3 separate regions of the Homo sapiens genome follow, and all the other regions are linked to region 2. Evidence: chromatin loops called from intact Hi-C (ENCODE). Cell type or tissue: endothelial cell of umbilical vein. All regions are shown on one strand. Each heading gives the region's core, and the rest is flanking DNA. Links, peaks and the distances in the headings are about the cores only.

Evidence for each region. Peaks named below come from ENCODE experiments on the same cell type or tissue, not always from the same donor. Only the 100,000 strongest peaks of a DNase experiment are listed, where the experiment ranks them.
Region 1: a loop joins it to region 2, with 4 times the contacts of the local background. A loop is called at or near these places in 2 of 110 quality-filtered maps.
Region 3: a loop joins it to region 2, with 5 times the contacts of the local background. A loop is called at or near these places in 15 of 110 quality-filtered maps.

Annotation. Positions count from the first base shown.
Region 1 is chr2:47,853,627-47,861,350 of GRCh38, forward strand. All of the region lies in intron 1 of FBXO11 (F-box protein 11), which reads right to left. Among named protein-coding and RNA genes, the nearest start is that of FBXO11, 49 kb to the right of the region's middle. In endothelial cell of umbilical vein, for the core only: no CTCF peak of the experiment used is centred there; a DNase peak (open chromatin) is centred at 4,405.
Region 2 is chr2:48,586,324-48,594,047 of GRCh38, forward strand. It overlaps STON1-GTF2A1L (STON1-GTF2A1L readthrough), which reads left to right. Exons shown (of 11, transcript NM_001198593.2): 3 at 5,330-5,532. STON1 (stonin 1) reads left to right here. Exons shown (of 4, transcript NM_006873.4): 3 at 5,330-5,532. Among named protein-coding and RNA genes, the nearest start is that of GTF2A1L, 28 kb to the right of the region's middle. In endothelial cell of umbilical vein, for the core only: a CTCF peak has its summit at 3,056 (motif pointing left); a DNase peak (open chromatin) is centred at 3,038.
Region 3 is chr2:48,508,479-48,513,478 of GRCh38, forward strand. PPP1R21 (protein phosphatase 1 regulatory subunit 21) reads left to right here. Exons shown (of 22, transcript NM_001135629.3): 20 at 1,537-1,635; 21 at 2,862-2,990. Among named protein-coding and RNA genes, the nearest start is that of STON1-GTF2A1L, 19 kb to the right of the region's middle. RefSeq lists enhancers at 1-114, 115-889. In endothelial cell of umbilical vein, for the core only: no CTCF peak of the experiment used is centred there; DNase peaks (open chromatin) are centred at 123 and 2,033; H3K27ac peaks cover 2,146 bases.

The DNA.
Region 1 (7,724 bases), core at 1,688-6,687, 730 kb before region 2:
CTTAAGCTCCTCAACTCATTTTCAGTTCATCTATAAAATGGAGATAATCATGGTGCTTACCTTATAAAATTACTGTGAAGATTAAGTAAGACTGATAATACTTAACAGTACCTGGCAGAGATGACCTCTCAACATTAGCTATCATCATAATTGAGATGGGATACTGAAAGTTACCAAGGTCCACTCAAAATGTATTTCAAATTCCACCTGGAGGCTTAAAAAAAGTTATCCAATTTCATCTTCTAAAAACTCTTATGAGGTAGAAATAATGATTTCTATTACAAAATACTACTCATGACAGGTATTTAGAATGGTTCTAGAAGCTTAGAAGATAATGTTAAATCCACAAATGCCAAGTGCTGACCACAGATAAAAATGAATACTGTTCCCTTTAAAGTATCAGTAGTCATTAGGAGAGGCTATAAAACTATTCCAACAATCCTGCCAGTTTCAAAGTATGTATCACATTAATTCTTTCCGAACTATAAAAGTATGTTCACTTAGAAAATTTGAATAAAGAAAAAACACACAAAAGAGAAAACAGTTACTTAATGTCTCAGTTTAAGAATATTCTTTTTTTCTTTTTTTTGAGACGGAGTCTCGCTCTGTCACCCAGGCTGTCCCCAGGACTTTTTTTTTTTTTTAAACCTACCTATCTCTACCTTTATTCACTGTGGTCCCTACTGCTTAGAACACCCCTTTCTTTTCTCTCTACTTAATGTTTACTGTTCAGTCAAATCTCATGTTCTCTATAAAGTTTTCCACAACTTTCCCATCTTAGACTTATTTGTAATTACAACTTGTAAAAAGTCAAGTCAAATATGGAGTATTAGAAAGAAAACTATGAATACTGGGGGGTAAAGTGAATAAAATAAAAATAAATAAATAAATAAATAATAGAAAACAGAACCTAGCTGTATGACTGGACAAGTCAATTAACCTCTCTAGAATTCAATTCTTTGCCTGCAAAATGAGAGGGACAAACTAGATCAGCGGTTCTCAAAGCATAAATTAATTAGAATTATGTGGAAGTTTGGTTAAAACAGATTGCTGGGCTCCACCTCCGTAATTTCTGATTCAGAAAATTAGGGAGGAATGAGAATTTGCAGTGCTAACACGTTCCCAAGGGATGCTGATGGTGGTGGACCAGGATCACGCTTTGAGAACCATGGGAGTCAAAGAAAAGTCTTTGAATGCCAAGGTAAAACAACTGATCTTTATTCTGTTTTTTTTTTTGTTTTTTTTTTTAGTGGAAAAATTTCAATTACTGTTGTAACATTCATCAAACCTTTTATTAAGAGATGGCTTTGGCAGCAACGTGCATATAAGAAACTAAGGCACAATAAAAAAGACTCCTTCAATATCAGCAATAAATTAGAAAAAGGCCTGGATTAGGGTGGTGGTAGTAAGAATAAGAACAAAATAGAACATGAAATCAGGAATCACTTTCTAGAATTGTGAGATCACTATATCATTTTTAGGGATTTAGTGTTCAAGTTACTTTCTTAGTACATTTCAATTTCTAATGTTTAAAATTAAAAATTTGGGGGAAAATGACAGACTAGGTAGACTCATTTTTTTTTTTTGTTTTTGAGACAGGGTCTCACTCTGTCGCCCAGGATAGACTGCAGTGGCATGATCACAGCTCACTGCAGCCTCGACTTCTGGAGCTCAAGTGATCCTCCCACACCTCAGCCTCCTTAAGTAGCTGGGACCAAAGGCGCACATTTGTTTTTTGCAGAGATGGGGTCTCACCATGTTCCCAGGCTTGTAGGTAGACTCATTTTATCTCCAAGACTATTTAATGTAATTAGTAAGAAAATAAAAAGATATAAACCCCTACAACAAAGAAAACAGGATGGACACCATCAGTGTACATAAGAAATTTCAACAGATTTCTGGAACACACAAAAATAAAGGAATGTGGCCAGGTGCAGTGGCTCATGCTTGTAATCCCAGCACTTTGGGAGGCCAGAGTGGGCTGATCACCTGAAGTCAGGAGTTCGAGACCAGCCTGACCAACATGGTAAAACCCATCTTTACTAAAAATACAAAATCAGCCAGGCATGGTGGTGCATGCCTATAATCACAGCTACTTGGGAGGCTGAGGCAGGAGAATTGCTTGAACCTGGGAGGCAGAGGTTCCAGTGAGCCAAGATTGTGCCATGGCACTCCAGCCTGGGCAACAAGAGCGAAACTCCATCTCAAACAGTTCAAAAAAAAAAAAAGGAATGTTGCCTGGTGAAGCAAAGTAGAAAAAGCTGTATTGCCTGGTAAGATATAGATGAGCCTACAACAGAAGACAGAGATATCAAGTTCATTCAAAACCTGAGCAAAAGCCAGGCATGGGGGTGCACACGTGCAGTTCCAGCTACTCAGGAGGCTGAGGCAGGAGGATCACTTGAGCCTAAGAGTTCGAGGCTGCAGCGTGCTATCATTACATTATGCACTCCAAGCCTAGGCAACCAAGTGGAATACCGTCTCTAAAGATGAAAAACAAACAAAAACCTCAGAGAAGCTTTTAACTCAGAAAATGCAAGTACAACAAAGGACACAGTGATATGTGGATCTCAAAACAAGCCAAATCTCACCAAACCACCAAACAAGCATAAAGATAGATTAAATAGATTTCCAGACACACAGAGACTTATAAAGTTAATCTTCTCCACAATCTTTCTTAAGAAATTACTTGAAGACATATTTCAGCAAAACTAAGGTGTAAACACCAAAAGAGGAAGACACGGTATGCAGCAATTAATGGACTATCTCAGGAAAGCAACAAAGAGAAGGAATCCCATGATAAAGGGTATAAAATAGGTCCAAAGAAACCAGTATACATTGGAAGAGGGCTCTGGGAATGAAATGTCCTTGAAAAAAAGTTATAGATTAGATAGTAGGAAACTTGGAAAAACTTGAGGACATAAAAGGCTGTAAGTGGTATGTAAAAAAGAATCCATCAAAACAGCTAGAAATAATCTTTTGAGTGGCCTACGGACAGTTGTATCAGTTAGTGGAGAACAAAACATAATTTTAGCACATATTCAGCACTATAGAGGTAAAATGTCCATATTCGTAAGGTGAACATTTACTTTTTAACTTCAACAATCAACCTACATATAAATCAATGAAGAAAACTTCACTAACAATAGGATAATTATATTATCAACTGTGATAATGAAAATGTAGAACTGAAACAGTACAATGTAAAAGGCAAGAACCACGAATGTCGTAATACAAAGGACGGAGTCTACAGATATTATCCAAGTTGAAGAAACATAAAATTAAGCTTTAAGTATATGATTTAAAGCTATACTGGGATGAGTTGGATGGTAAGAATGTTGTATGTAGACCATCACAGCAGAAATCAATAGACAATGTTTAAATGTGATAATGGGATAAACTCTGAGCAGCCAATATAGACATTACACTATTTATGCACAGAAACTCATCTACTTTAGTCAAAGTTCACCACTCAGGATCTTTACTTTGCACACAATTCTTTTAATTAGGGCACCAGATTTCCAAGTCTGCATACCTAACAGTGCATGTGGATTTACTAGAGATTATAAAATCAGTATACAAACTGCCCCATAAACAAACAACACACCATTTGTTTGGAGAGAAAAGATATACACAGCCATTAATGAGCAAGAAGGTATTTTTTTTTTTAAATCAGCAGAGACAGGGTTTTGTTTTGTTGCCCAGGCTGGTCTCAAACTCTTGGCTTCAAGTGATCCTCCTGCCTCAGCCTCCCAAAGTGTTGGGATTATAGTCGTGAGCCACCACACCTGGCCAGAAATTTTATGGTCTCATACAGACATACATATAGCTATACTATATATGCAACCAGATCATGTGAGACAAGTAAAGACTACAAATATAAAATAAGATGCTGTATCTGCAGTACAACTGATCTACATAGAAGCTTAGAAAATCAATAAAAATAATCATGGGGGGTAGATTTCATAGCAGGGATAGGGATGTGGTTTAGGGGTAAGATAAGGACAGACCATGAAACATGAAAAACTACATGTTCAGAGAGAAGGGACATTAACAAATGAGCAAAGCTAACTCAGGAGCTTTGTCACGAGAAGTCACAGTAAACTCGAGAAGGAAGTCTTCAGGAACTCAAAGTCATTGAATGAATATACAAAACTGGCAGACGCAGGACTACAGAAATATTTTTTAGGCAAGCCTGTTTCTTACCATCAAAATTACAAGACAGCCTTTGCAGCTGGAAATACAAGAATCATAAGGCAGACGCAGCAGACTTTTAAAAATCGCCATTATTTTGTCCTTTATATGGGCAAATATATATATATACACACACACATACATATATTTCAAATCTTTACCAAAGTAGATGAAATATCGCATTAAAGAACAGCAGATGGCGCCAAAATATCTTTTTAAAAAAATCATTGCCTTGGGTCACTATAAAAGAGCGTAAACTAGAAAAAAAAATACAAATTATCCAAGTTTTATTTTTATTTTTTTGAGGCGGAGCCTCACTCTGTTGCTCAGGCTGGAGTGCAGTGGCGTGATCTCAGTTCACTGCAACCTCTGTCTCCCAAGGTTTCGCCATGTTGGCCAGGCTGGTCTTGAGCTCCTGACCTCAGGTGGTCCACCCACCTCGGCCTCCCAAAGTGCTGGGATTACAGGCGTGAGCCACCGTGCCCAGCCCACTTATCCAAGTTTTCATGTAGTAAATCTACAGACTGATGTCAATAACAATGTTCTAAAGCATGAGTACTTAATGAAAAACATAATACAGGCCAGGCGTGGTGACTCACGCCTGTAATCCCAGCACTTTGGGAGGCCAAGGTGGGCAGATCACCTGAAGTCACGAGCTCAAGACCAACCTGGCCATCATGGTGTATCCCCGTCTCTACTAAAAATACAAAAATTAGCTGGGCATGGTAGCACATGCCTGTAATTCCAGCTATTCAGGAGGCTGAGGCAGGAGAATCCCCTGAACCTGGGAGGCAGAGGTTGCAGTGAGCTGAAATCATGTCATTGCTCTCCAGCCTGGGCAACAGAGTGAGACTCTGCCTCAAAAAAAAAAAAAAAAAAAGAAAAGAAAAATGAAAAACATAATACAAATGCAAAAACCTGAACTGACTTATCTAGAAAAAGGGTCGGGCGCAGTGGCTTATGCCTGTAATGCCAGCACCTTGGGAGGCCAAGACGGTTGGATCACGAGGTCAGGAGTTCAAGACCAGGTCAACATGGTGAAACCCCGTCTCTACTAAAAATACAAAAATTAGCTGGGCGTGGTAGCCCGCGCCTGTAATCCCAGCTACTCAGGAGGCTGAGGCAGGAGAATGGCTTGAATCCGGGAGGCGGAGGTCGCAGTGAGCAGAGATCGCGCCACTCTGCACTCCAGCCTGGGCGACTGAGCAAAACTCTGTCTCCAAAAAAAAAAAAAAAAAGAAAAGAAAAGAAAAGAAAAAGTATTAATAGCTATAAAATTAAAGGAATTCATATCAACATTTACTTCAACTCTTAATGGCACTAACAGAACTAATGAGCAATACAGGTAATTTAAAGCCACTCTTCAGAGATACGTATTTCCTTTCTTGATTCTAGGATGCGATGTATAAGCAGAAACACTACAATAAAATGTACCCAACTAATCTGAAGATCATCCAGAGTTCAAAATATTAAAATACAAAAATAAAAAATGAAAAAAAATTAAGGATTTAGAGAACTTGTGCCAAAGTCAATGGTTCGCTTTTATCATGATATTGGAGTTAAGACTGAATTCAATTTCAGATGTCTTGGAGGATTTTTTAAAAAAAGATTAAACTAATTTCACCGATTGGTGCTGTGAAGAGAGGTTGGGAAAAACTTGGCAAAGATTTAAAAGTAACAGGCTCTAGATGATTTACATACATACACAAAAAGAGTATATTTCCATAAATGGATGAGACCTCAAGAAAGATTCTCTTCCAATCCCTTGTATACAAACAGCTGAAGCTTTACTCTTGTCTTTCTTATTTGCAGCCCTCAAAGTGTTTTCACAGTTACGCTTTCAAGGTAGCTGGGGGGTTTACACCCTTCAAGCACTGAAACAGAATTTTAACTTTAATCATTTTGATTAAAAATATTTCCAAACCCAATTATGTTGTCTTTTAAGACAAGGATATTCTTAAAATAATATTAATACTTTCATATTATAAGATAATCATTAGGATCATGAAATAGTCTATTTTTTTGTGCTAGGATGAGACCTGAGATTGAGGCCCCATTTATCAGTACCAAGCTATTTTCTAGAATAAGTTATCCTAAATGCTTAGTTTGAGATTCTCATGAAAAGTTCATAGATTTTCCCCCCTTTCTTGCTGTCATGTTGCTGTTTCTAGCTGTCCATGGGCTAACTATAAAATCCTCTCTTCTCTGATAAACCGATAAAATAAGCTTAGGAGACATGTCTGTTTTTAAAGTAAGAGTAAACGGGCACTAAATGAGAGCTTAAGAGGTTTTTTCCAAGAAAGAACATGGGTTTTAGAACTATGCTATGCTGCTCAGAAGTCTTTATTGCTTCTGTTTCTTAGTGTTAAATGAAACTGCTGGGCACTTTATTCCAAATAGTTAAACTACTCATTTTTATCACTGTGCCCTGACTAGCTAACTCATTTGCCAGAGAGCACAGAACCAAAGAATCTCCAACAGCCAGGGCATGAGAAATTGGCTATATTTCACATGGCTAGCTAATAAATTTAAACAACAATTATGAATGTAAGTTTTCAATCCTTAGCCTTAAGAATTATTTTACCCTGGATTTTTTTTTTTTTTTTTGGAGACAGAGTCTGGCTCTGTCGCCCAGAGTGGAGCGCAGTGGCACAATCTCGGCCCACTGAAACCTCCGCCTCCCAGGTTCAAGCAATTCTCCTGCCTTAGCATCCCAAGTAGCTGGGACTACAGGTGCATGCCACCACGCCCAGCTAATTGTATTTTAGTAGAGACAGGGTTTCACTGTGTTGCCCAGGCTGGTCTCGAACTCCTGAACTCAGAAAATCCACCTGCCTCGGCCTCCCAAAGTGCTAGAATTACATGCGTGAGCCACCACGCCCAGCCTACCCTGGGTTATTAACTAAGGCTAATCAAAACTTTTCCCTGCAGGAGAGAGAGAGAAAGAAAGTCAAACCAGTCACATAGAATAACTGTGTTCCACTGGAAAATAGGAAAAAAAAAAAATCAGTTGTTTTCCCCTATTTTTTTTTTTTTTTTTTTTGAGACGGAGTTTCACTCTCGTTGCCCAGGCTGGAGTGCAATGGCGCAATCTCGGCTCACTGCAACCTCCACCTCCCGGGTTCAAGTGATTCTCCTGCCTCAGCCTCTGGAGTAGCTGGGTTTGCATTTTTAGTAAAGTCACTACGTCCAGCTAAGTTTGTATTTTTAGTAGAGATGGGGTTTCTCCATGTTGGTTAGGCTGGTTTCGAACTCCCAACCTCAGGTGATCCACCCGCCACGGCCTCCCAAAGTGCTGGAATTACAGGCATGAACCACCACGCCTGGCCTTCCCCTATTTTTAAGTCTTAAACTGGGAAGTGTAGCCGTCCTCAAACTTAGTTGTACACTGTGTACACTTATGTATCTTGTAAAAACATATACATCCACACTTCCTATGGAGTAGATATTGTAATTGACTTCATAATATTCATTCTATCCCATATGAATAGTCTGACCTTTTTTTTTTTTTTTTTTGAGACAAGATCTTG
Region 2 (7,724 bases), core at 1,152-6,151:
TGAGTGTTTAAGAGATACAGACACAAACATGATTCCTACTCTACCAGAAACTTAACAGTCTAGAAGGTGAGACAGACTCTGAAGCAGCTACCCAAATGCACTGTGGAAAAGTGCATAGTTCCAGGCTTGGACAAACATATGCACTTAGGGATCCCAGAGGAAAGGGTAATAAACTGCCTGGGGACTAGGGAGGGCTTCGCTGAAGAGCTGATGGCTGGGAGAGTCAATAGAGTTTCCATCAAAGAAAGAAACAGCAGAACCACAGGTGTGTGGGTGGGGGATCTTACCTAAGTTTTGGGGCTGAGGGAGTGGTCGGGGAAGAGACCAGTGTATTAAGACCTTGTGGGCCATGCTGTGGGGTGTGAAGTTTATCTGTCAACAGGGCCTCGGGGTTGTTTTCGGCATGACTGCTACAGAATCATATCTTGTTTCAGAAAGGCTGGCATGCAGTGCAGAGGAAAGATTTAGGAGTAGATTATAGACACAGGGAAGTTGGGAGGAGGTAAGGGTTGCTGAGCAAAGGCAGTGGCAGAGAGAGAGAGGCAAGAGATGGGTGAGCGAATTCAGGGGAGGTGCCCCTAAGTGATGACAGATTCTCTATGGGCATGAGGGAAAGGGAGGGAATGGGACAAGGTCAGGTGCTCTGGCTGTGGTGGATAGGTGGGCAATGGTGCCATTAGCCGAGATAGCCTGGGATCTTCTCATCACTCATCCTTTTAAAGTCTGTTTCCCAGTCCTGGCCACATGTTAGCATCATTAAAGCTTCAAACACATACCCATATTTGGGCCCCATCCCCTACTAATCGGGCTCTATGAAGATGAGGCTCAGGTGTTGATGTTTATAAAGGCTCATGCAGCCGGGGTTGAGAACTACTGACGTGATCCCCTAGGCAGAGATCATTCCTCCCTGCTCTGCATATGCCTTTGTCTTCCAGACCTCTGTTATTGCTCTCCCATGAGTATTTATTTATTTATTTATTTATTTATGAGACGGAGTCTCGCTCTGCCACCCAGGCTGGAGTGCAATGGCACCATCTTGGCTCACTGCAACCTCCACCTCCTGTGTTCAAGAGATTTTTCTGCCTCAGCCTCCCAAGTAGCTGGGACTACAGGTGCGCACCACCACGCCTGGCTAATTTTCGTGTTTTTAGTAGAGATGGGGTTTCGCCATATTGGCCAGGCTGGTCTCAAACTCCTGACCTCGTGACCTGCCCAGTTTGGCCTCCCAAAGTGCTGGGATTATAGGCATGAGCCACTGCGTCCGGCCTCCCATGAGTATTTATTAGCAGTGGAGCTCACCAAGAACAATGACAAGAATGGACATTTCCAGGGAAACTGGCTGGACCTGATCTTGGCCTTCAGGAATTCTTTTGTAAAACCGTCATATCACCAGGCCCACAGAGGACAACATTTTACAGGCATTTCAGTCAATTACACAGTGATAATTCACTGAACAAATCCTTTGGGATCACAGCTGCTTTATTGAGATCAGGTCTGTGCACAAAGAGGAGGCCCAGGGAAAACACAGTGGGGCTGTGTCAGGTGGCGTCCAGAGGGCATGGTGCAGCTGTGGGCCTGGCTTGGGGCAGGACATTTCTGGGATTACAGGGCCCTGCCCCAAGCTTCTCCGTTGAGGGGGTAGGGAGGGCAATGCAGAGAGTGAGAGGGTGCCAGGGCAGGCTATAAGCTAATTTGCCTCTTGAGAAGTAGGGTAATAATAAGGTTGGAGCAGAGAGGAAATCTTTGTCCTAAGGCAGTGCTTCTCAAACTTTTGTGGGCCCAGGAATCACCTTGTTAAAATGTGGATTTTGACTGAGCAAGTGGGATCTGGAATACTGTGTTTCTAACAAGTGCTGATGTGACGCCAATGCATCTGGCCCAAGGAATACGCTTAGAATAGCAGGATCCCAGAATGCATCTCTATTTTTCTATATGACTTTTAGATCAGTTGTGTATTTAGAGAACATAAAGTTTTTAAAAAGCTCTTTAAAATTTTATCCTTTTCAAGATTGTCTCGGAAAACTTTGCATTATTTGAAAAGATACTTCGAAAATGGAAACTGAATGAATAGCACTGGAGTGCAGTGGCGAGGTCTCAGCTCACTGCAACCTCTACCTCCCAGGCTCAAGCCATCCTCCCACCTCAGCCTCCCAAGTAGCTGGGACCACAGCACGTGCCATCACACCTGGTTAATTTTTTGTATTTTTGGTAGAGATGAGGTTTTGCCGTGTTGCTCAGGCTGGTCTCGAACTTCTCAGCTCAGGCAACCCACCCGCCTTGGCCTTCCGAGTGCTGGGATTATAGGTATAAGCTACCTACCGCACCTGGCAAGAACATATAAACTAGTCTACTATGTTCTAATTATAAAACTTTTTTTTAAATTTTTTTTCCTTCCTGGGAATTTGAGGGATCAGGATTGACCTTTTTTACTGGGGAAATCACCTGTGATTTCTGGAAAGGTGGGGAGGGCTGCTGGTCCCTTAATGTCCCTTCTAACCAGCTTGTCAATGCTTAGTATTCCTTTGACAGTGGGCAGGTCTTTCATTTTGCAACAAAGGTTTGCCTGAGGCACTAGCTCACAGACTTCATTCATACTAAGGTGTGAATGACAGCAGAGGAGCTTAGGCTTTGTTGGGGTGATAGAGAGAGAAAGAGAAAGGAAGAAAGAGAAAGACAGCTGAAGACAAATGAGGATGCTGGTTAGCCAGAGGAGGTGTATATGGTGGCACAGAATTATTAAGGGGAATGAGAGTGGTGGAGGAGCAATTAAATATATCTACCTCTAACTTCCCAATTTTTCGACTTTTCTCTTTTTTTCTTCTGCCCTGTCATCAGCACGTTGGTTGCTCTCTCCTCCTCCACTCTGTCATCCTCTTGCTATTCTTTCCCTTCGGCCCTCTAACAGTTCAGTTTCAGGTGTAAAATATTTTGGTTCAGGAGGGACTGGATATCAACTAGACCTAAGATTTTGTGATTTACATTCCCCGTCCTAAGAAAAGGAATTATGTTGAGTGAACAATGACCAAAGCTGGACAGTTCCCCCTGGTGGTCAGCACTGCGACAACACGATTTTCCTCTATCTTTTATTCATTAATTGGTGAATTTGAAAATAATCTGTTAAGCCCCAAACATGACAGACATTGTGCTAAGGACAGACATGACACCTGTCCCTGTGGGGCAGAAAGTCTGAAGAGGGAGTGTGTTACTAAACATTGTAGAGCATTTAGCATTTTCAAAAGCCTTAAAAAATAAGCCAGAAAACTTGAAAGGAAAAAGGCTTTTACCATTTTTAAAGAAAAGCAGGTAGAAAGGTTTTGTTTCTGACATTTTTTGTACCACTAAGTCTTCAATTTGGGTTTAGTTCTTCAATTTTCATCGTAAAATTTCCCCAAATAATTTTTTCTTATAAAGTGTGAGTATCAAATCAGATCATGTGTAGTATAATTTTTAACTCCGAATGTGTAACATTCACAGTCCCTTTATTAGCAAAATTATAGTAATTAAATAATACTGGCTTTATAATTGAATAGCACTTTGCAAAATAATATGTCTGGCTCATCTATATTGCTATAGAATACTACTGCCCCAGTGCTGTATGCATATGAACTGGTTAATCCTCACAACAGCCCTTATAAGGTTCAGGTTATCCTCATTATCCACATTTTTAGATGAAGAAACTGAGGCTCAGAGAGATAAGCAATTTGTAACCCTAGCCTTAACCACTTTGCCATAACAAGACAGAAGAATGCCTGCAGTAAGTGTAAATGAACTTACTGTATCCTCACTGCAGACAGAGGACTAAAAAGAGTAATGGGGTTTGCAATCTTTCTGGGTGTGTGTGTATGAGAATGAAGTTATCACTTGCCTCCAGTGATCAGGTTGTTAAGAGCACCTCAGAGGCCACTGTTGTCCTACCCTTCCTGTAAGTGGTAGAGATGGCTAATGAGCATCTGTTGGTTAACTGATTGATGATTTCTCAAGGCTTTTTACAGCCTTAGAATTCTATTAGTCACTCTACAAGAAACAGGTTGTATGGAACGAAAGGTAATTTATCTTTTAAGAATTAAGTGAAATCCTTTAAACTCTTGTTTTTGTGCCTAAAGCTATATTCTGATGGAAATGCTCTTTCTCTAGCTATGTCAGTGGTACAGTAATTTAATCTGGTTCTTGAAATTACTCTTTATCTCATACATTTATTTAAGTAAAGATAGCCACATTAGATATGGAGATGCTATGAACAATGCAACAGAATCATGGAATGTTTGTAAAGCTGCTGCAGTGATTACAATGAAAATATTGATCATTTCCTTATAACACACACACACACACACACACACTATATGACCCCCATCTAAAATCTTTGAAATATATCCAGTATCTCTGGGTCTGGCACTGAACCTGGCCTGGCATAGCACAGATGCTCAATAAGTGACAAATTGAGTGAAAACCAATATTAGATTAAAATATTAAAGGCCAATATGCCCATTTCTACTCTGTATAGCTGTTCCAGTCAAAGTATTTTGGAAGGATGAGTGAGAATTACAGTAGGGAAAAATAATTTGTTCCACTGAAAAAAGAATTCTTGGCCTGGAACATTTTCTGAAAGTTAAGTTTAACTTTTAAAAATCAGAATTTTAAAATAATGCGACTTAATTTGGGCTGAAGTTTATTTTTGAGTTATCTGTAAATAGATGGTAAGGAAATGAATAAATTAATAATTATAAGATGTTACTCAGTCTAAGAGAAAGAGGCTTGTACAGGTCTTGAGCACATTGTAGCCAAATAATTATGTTTAATATAAATATTACTCATATCTTTTAATTAAGGAAAACAATTAAGTTTAAGCATATTACTATATTGTTTAATATAAATTAAACATTAATATTAAAAATATTGCTTAAAATAAATATTTAGCAAATTATATTAGTATAATATAGTAATTATATTGTTATATACTAATATAATTTGCTAAATATAGTAATATTTCTAATTAATATTAGTAATATTTCTAATTGAAAACATTTTTAGGAGTTCATCTGTGCCTGCATATAGTAATATATTTTTTATTTTTATATTTTTGCCATTCTTATTCAAAATAGTAATGAAGTTGTACTTGTTTTTAAAGCTAGTACTTAAAAATGGCAGACAGCTTTCCCCCTAGTTGGTGCAAAATTGTAGATTTTCATGGTATGTTGTTTAAATGGAATTTGCACTGCTGCAGTGCTAATGAAATTCCTTATTAAGGAGAGAGATGAGTGCCTTTTATGTTCAAGAGAAATGTTCAATGGCCATTAAAATACTTTGACTATTTGATTTTTTTTCCCTCGAGGTCTAGATCATCCCCATTGTCTGTCATACAAATTAGAGCTTGGATCAGACCAAGAAATTCCCTCTGATTGGTATCCATTTGCTACTGTTCAGTTTTCCGTGCCTGACACCTGTGCCTCAAGGACAGAGGTCAGGTCTCTGGGAGTGGAGAGTGATGTCCAGCCACAGAAACATGTTCAGCAGCGAGCTTGCTACAACATCCAGGTACATCCCAAAACTTCTAGAACTGTGACCTGATTTGGCTTTAAATATTTGTTTTGCTGTCTTTTGTGATCGTGTATGTGTTGTGTGTGTGTGTATATGTGTGGTGAGATTTGCCCTAGAGAGGATCTCAGCTATGGAAACTTGATGGCCACCATTGAGCTTAGTTCTTCCTATCCATTCTGGAGAATGTTGGGAACACTTAATAATTTAGCTCTCAATGAAAAACAGGACATTAAAAATGAATCTACATTTTAGAAGCATATTTATAATAAAAATTATGATGTTAGGACACCATTTCTCAAAATATGTGCTGCAGAACATGTGTCCCATATAATTATCCAACAAAAGAATAAGTTGGGGAATGCCGTATACTAAATTAATGTTAAATAAAGGCTCCCAAGAAGTCCTGCAATAAGGAAACTTGTTAAACTTAGTTAACCCAGTTTTTCCCAACTCATTGGCTATTGTGTCTTGTCTTTGTGGGTATGTGTATGTAAAACACTTATCCCTATCTTGTGGAATAGTGTTCTGTGGAGCATGCTTTAGGAAATGCTGAGTTACTCTATTATGGTAGTTTTCAGTTTTTTTTTTTTTAAGACGGCATCTCACTCTGTCACCCAGGCTGGAGTGCAGTGGCATTATCTTGGCTCACTGCAACCTCCGCCTCCTGGGTCCAAGCGATTCTCCTGCCTCAGCCTCTCAAGTAACTGGGATTACAGCCACCCACCACCACACCCAGCTATTATTATTATTATTATTATTATTATTATTATTATTCTATTTTTAGTAGAGATGGGGTTTTGCCATGTTGGCCAGGCTGGTCTCAAACTCCCGACCTTAGGTAATCTGACCCTCTCGGCCTCCCCAAGTGCTGGGATTACAGGCGTAAGCCACCATGCCTAGCCTATTGGTAGCTTAAAGTTTTATTTTAAATTTTTAAATAGAGATGGGATCTCACTATGTTGGTCAGGCTGGTCTCAAATTCCTGGTCTCAAGTGATCCTCCTGCCTCGGCCTCCCAAAGTGCTGGGATTACAAGCGTGAGCCACCGTATCCAGCCTGGTATTATGGTAGTTTTAAATGTTTGCCATCAGCTCTTCTGCATTCTTAGGCAGATGAACTAAAGGAGGACATACACTTACATCTGTTTCTAAACTTGTTTTCCCTTCTTATCCTCAAGTTTAGTAGATATATGGATGTCTCCTGCCACATATTTCCCACAGTATCTTGAAATGGTGATGCATCTTGCTGATTTTGTTTAAAAGGTTTTCTTTATTTTGAGACAGAGTCTTGCTCTGTTGCCCAGGTTGGAGTGCAGTGGCATGGTCTCGGCTCACTGCAACCTCCGCTTCCTAGGTTCAAGTAATTCTCCTGCCTCAGCCTCCCGAGTAGCTGGGATTACAGGTGCCTGCCACCACGCCTGGCTAATTTTTTGTGTTTATAGTAGAGATGGGGTTTCACCATGTTGGCCAGGCTGGTCTCGAACTCCTGACCTTGTGATCTGTCTGCCTCGGCCTCCCAAAGTGCTGGGATTAGAGGTGTGAGCCACCACACCTGGCCTAAAAGTATTTTTAACTAGAAAATATTTCAAAAATCACAAAAATTAAATAGTGCATTACAGACAGGTGGTTCAGTTTAGAATGTATGTTTCCCTTCTGTCTTTCACATGAGCAACATTTTATAATTTCTAATAGCATTTATTTTATTTTTAAAAATTTAAATTTTGCCTGTTACACAGCCCTCAGGAGGTCCTGAGAACATGTGCCTCTCAAATAGCATTTTAAAATCTATGTGTTGCTTGACTTGCAGCAAAGATTAATGCCATTCTGATTTTCTACTAATTTATTTCTATTAAAAATAGTGATATTATACATGACATCGCTAATATCAACTGGGTTTCCTATACTATAGTAATGTGAGTCAGGATTTTTCTTTATTTTGGACTATCTGTTTAGAAGTCTATGTTTGGGTCCAGTTATCTTTTTCTACTGATAAAAGTAATGATAGGTAGTGCTGTCCTGTGCAGCCCCTTCAGACCTGAAGGATGTATTTCCCCAGCAGGTGGGAATTGCCGCCGCTGAAGATAGCTGCCTTTCCTGAGGTCATGCCTCCTTCCTGGAATCTATGCAGGGGTGTATAGGCCCCTTTGCATCAACTTGGGCTAACGCTGTAGGTCAGCCCAGCTTCAGCTCT
Region 3 (5,000 bases), core at 1-5,000, 79 kb before region 2:
TTCACAAGCAGCCATCGAATACATGTTTGATAAGCTGATCAGTAGTGACAGCTTGTTGGAATGCAGGAAAGGGGGAGGACAGCAAACTGAATGGCTAGCAGTGGAAATGCTGAATCACTAAGCCGGCAGTCCAGCAGGCATGGATCCTCATTGTTTGGTTCTGAGTTAGTGTCTCAGACTTGATTGTCCTTTTCACAAGGACCTGTGCCTTGCATGCCTATATTCCTCTTTGTCAGGTTCATTGCTGAGCACAGAATAGATGTTTGGTTAATAGGAGGCGGTTGACTTGGTTGGCTGAACTGCCCTAAAATTTTGTGAGAAATGAAATAAGTAGCTGAGGAATTTTTTTTAGGCTGTTTGATTTCCAAGACATTTAGTTATTTTAGTAAATATCTTCTGTGCAATTGTGATTCAAGAATTTTTAAATTGTCCTACTTTTTCCTTATTGGTAAACAGGAAGTGGTGACCTCCCCCCTCCCACATGACTTTACTGCTCTGAGCGCCTTATGTTGACATAGCATTTGCATGTGTTTCAACAGATTCTCCTTGTCAGTAACCTTATCAGAAAGTTTAGTGAGCCTTTTAATTTCATACCCTCTTTGAACAATATTGTGAAATAGGATTTTTCTTTTATCGTTTTGATCTACACACTCTCTGGATAGAGTAGGATTGGTAGAACCCCTAAAGAAAGCAGCCTGGAATTTTTGCAATCTTGTGCTCATTTTTTCCCTTGTAAGTAGCGCATAATCTGTAGGGTAGGATGGTAAAGCTTTTATTGCTCCTATAATGTGGTCTCTAATGAAGGACTTAAAACACAAGAAAAGTACCTTAGGATCCATAGTGCGTGGTCAGAAGCTCCTGATAACTTTTGTAATAATCACTTTTCTTTTTATCTAGTATAAATATAAATGAATTCTAGATAAATCTAGAAAGTTCTTATGTAAAGAACGGGTGCTGTGGCTCACACCTGTAATCCCAGCACTTTGGGAGGCTGAGGTGGGCAGATCACTTGAGGTCAGGGGTTTGAGACCAGCCTGGACAACATAGTGAAACCCGTCTCTACTAAAAATACAAAACTTAGCTGGGTGTGGTGGTGCATGCCTGTAATCCCAGCTACTCGGGAAGCTGAGGCAGGAGGATCACTTGAACCCGGGAGGTGGAGGTTGCAGTGAGCCAAGATCATGCCACTGCACCCCAGCCTGGGCAACAGAGCAAGACTCCGTCTCAAAAAAAGAAAAAAAAAGAAAGTTCTTATGTATTATATATAACCACTGGTCATCAGGCTAGAGTGAAGAAAAAAACATTGATCTTAAGTTGGTAGACTTTTTTCCCCTTACTGAAATGACAAAGCTGGGGGCCACTTCTTTCTTAGGTGTACTCTGATGTGTGACACAATGCCTATAGGTATTCAACAGATTATTTGTGGAATGAATGAGTAGCTTTGGCTTTGAGAAGTGTTTTTAACAAACTTTCCCGAAGCAAATTTGGTTTTAGAAAGTGCTCCCTCTAGTAATGGAATGTTTTCTGATTTTACAGTGCCGAGCACTGTCTAAAAGACTGGCCTTGGCTGAAAAGTCTAAGGAAGCATTGACAGAAGAAATGAAACTTGCCAGTCAGAACATCAGCAGACTTCAGGTGAGTTAAGTGTTACCTGAATGGTTTTAATGTTTTTTCATTGAAAGTTCTTTGGTAGCAAAGCAGCATTTCTTTTCCAAAGGCATTTGATCTCTAGATATGCTTTTTAAGATAACCACTGTATTTCTGATTCATTTAAAAATAACATCTTACTTATGTTAGGCAAAAAGTAGTTGTATTGTTTCTCTGACTTGATTCTAATTGTAAATCATTTTATAGTCGGCTTTTGCTTAAATAATACTTATTTACCCAGAATTTTTCTTTCCCCTTCCTTGTACATACCCATCATGGTGAGCTGTAGGCTTGTTCTGTACATAGTACTCTGTTCCTTTTCTTTCCTGTTGCATAAAACGGATCTAAACTGAAAGGTGGGGCTATAACATTCCTTCTTACTCACTGCCTGGTTTTAAATCTTTGTTTTCAGAAAGCCTCTGCTAATAAAAACATGATGCCAGGCAAGGAAAAAACACAGCACTACAGCAACACCCACTTCCTCTTTGCTTTAGATTCATTTATCAGATTAATTAGGCACACAGGATTAGATTTTAGGCAGCAGAAGAGAGCATGAGAAATGGGAAGAGAGATGAAGGGTGCTTCTTTCAGGGACGGTGCTGCCGGGAGGGCTGTAGGCCATCGAGGCATAGGATGGAGGCAATGTGTTGTAGGCCTCACCTATGGCTCAGCAAAACCTGAGGGAATTTGGAAAGATAATGAGGCCATATGGCTTTTCTTACAATTTTATACCTGGCATAGAAAGAAACCCTTAAATTTTTGCAAAGAAATTATGAATCTACTTTGGAGGCTGAGAAAAACTTGTTGCCATTTCTTTTAACTTTGTTCTCTTGTTAGGCCTGGGCCTTAAGCTGCATGTCAATTGATCAGATAGACCATCTTTATAGGTTGCTTTTACAAGTAAAAGAATTTTTTTAAAAAATTGATGTAAATAGTTGTACATGTTTGGGGGGGACATGGTATTTTGATTATTTTGATACCTTTGTACAGTGTGTAATGATCAAATCAGGGTCATTTGGAGGTCCACCACCTCAAACATTTATCTTTGTGTTGGGAACATAATAATTCTTCTTTTGTAGCTATTTTGAAATATACAGTAAATTATTGGGAAACTATAATTTCCCTACTCCACATTTTTCTTTTGTGAATTAAAAAAGCTTCAGAGTGGTACGACTCGTGGGATGTTGATTTTTGTCTTTTTCTTTGCTATTTAGGATGAGCTGACAACTACCAAGAGGAGTTACGAGGATCAGTTAAGTATGATGAGTGACCACCTGTGCAGCATGAATGAGACATTATCTAAACAGAGAGAAGAGATTGACACACTAAAGATGTCCAGTAAGGTATGTGAGGTGAGGTGAGGTAGTCTCTCTGCAATATAATATTTAATGTGAGGTATTTTATTGTTATGCATTTCAGGAGGAAGAGGACATAAGATTTAAAGTGTTTGTAAGGGCCAGGGGCAGTGGCTTAAGCCTGTAATCCCAGTACTTTGGGAGGCTGAGGTGGGAGGATCCCTTGAGGCCAGGAGTTGGAGAGCAGAGTGGGCAATATAGTGATACTTCATCTCTACAAAAAAAAAAAAAAATGAAAAAATAAGCCAAGCATGAGGGCCTGTGCCTGTAGTCCCAGCTAGTTGGGAGGCTGAGGTGGGAAGATTGCTTGAACCTAGGAGTTTGAGGTTACAGCAAGCTATGATTGTGCCACGGCACTCCAGCCTGTGCGACAGAGTGAGACTCTGTCTCTAAAAAAGAAAAAAAAAAGCATGTATAAATAATTTTCCTTAATATCATTTGTCCTTTTTTCCAAAAGTATTAAGTGTCTTTGGCTGAATTAAAAGCTGAGAAAGTCTGGCCTCTAAGGCTTTAATACTGTATCAGCTGCTTTTTGGCATTTTTGGCATTTCTCCTACTGTTGCAGAAAAGTTAGGGGGACTCACAAAGGGCTTTAGGAAAGGATTGCTCTTTGTTTATGTAAGACCTAAAATGGTACTGTTGAAGAGTAAATGTTAGAAAATTTATTCTCATAAATGTTAATATAACCTTGGAATGTCTTACCCTTTTAACTAGATTTCCTTTCCCATAATCCTTCTGCTTGCCCAGACTGAGATAGTAGATGTTGGGCAATATGTTTAGGCTGAAATGCATATCCACATACCGTGTCTTTATTACTGTAACAACGTATGTACTGTTTTGCCATGAAAGGTAAACTTTGGGAGGCCAGGGGCTCACTTAGTTGGCATCATCTCATGTGCTTAGTCCATTTTCATAACTCAGTATTATACCACCATCAGCTGGGATTTACCATCTCCAGCCTGCAGTCTTTGAGATCTGCTGCTGCCCCTTTGTGATTCAGCAGGCATTTATTGAGTTCCTGCTGTGTATACTGGGGAGAAATAGAGATGAAGAAACCATGGCTTTATTTTAGCATCTGCTGTTGGTGTTAAGGACAGGATTCTGTTCATTTAGGGTCTTCTTGGAAAATACGTCATGTTAATGCATTGGAATCTGCATTATATATGATTTTGTTTATCAACATAGTTTCGTGATATTCATTGATTGCTTGCTGCTTTGGAGGCTGTCTCTGATGCTTTTCTGGGCTGTTTCTGTGATTATTGTAATCACCCAATATGGTTCTCATTATGGTTCTCCAGTTACTTGTGGTTCAGGAAACTTGAGCTTGGGGGTAAGGGAGTTGGCGATCAGGGGGCTGGTCCTTTTAAGGAAAGCCTCCCTTAACCTTTTGGTTTCTTGTTATTCCATATTCCAGCAGAGCAATATCTAATTCACAAGTTATATTCTTAGTAGTGGTAGAAAATACACACATTGAAGAGGTCGTGTTTTGGGTTTTCTCATGGTATGTATAATTTGTTTTAGTGTAGTAGTATGAGAAAGCCTGTTTTAGCACCTAAAATTTGAAAAGAAGTAGCAATAATTTTTGAAAACTTTTCAATCTCTGGAACTTCAGAAGTATTTGGTTTTGAATTGAGAAAGGTACATGTTGAGTACAGCAAAGCTCATTGTCCTGAAGGTAATTGGATTGCAGCTACTTCAGAAGTTAGGGAATTTTCAAGTTTCCTCTGACTTTTTTTTTTTCTTTGATGGAGTCTTGCTCTGTCACCCAGGCTGGAGTGCAGTGGTGAGATCTTGGCTCACTGCAACCTTCACCTCCCAGGTTCAAGAGATTTTCCCACCTCAGCCTACCTAGTAACTGGGACTACAGGCATGCACCACCATGCCCGGCTAATTTTTTTTTTTTTTGTATTTTTGCAACAGGGTTTCACCATGTTGCTCAGGCTGGTCTCAAACTCCCAGGCCCAAGTGATAAGCTGGCTGCAGCTTCCCAAAGTGCTG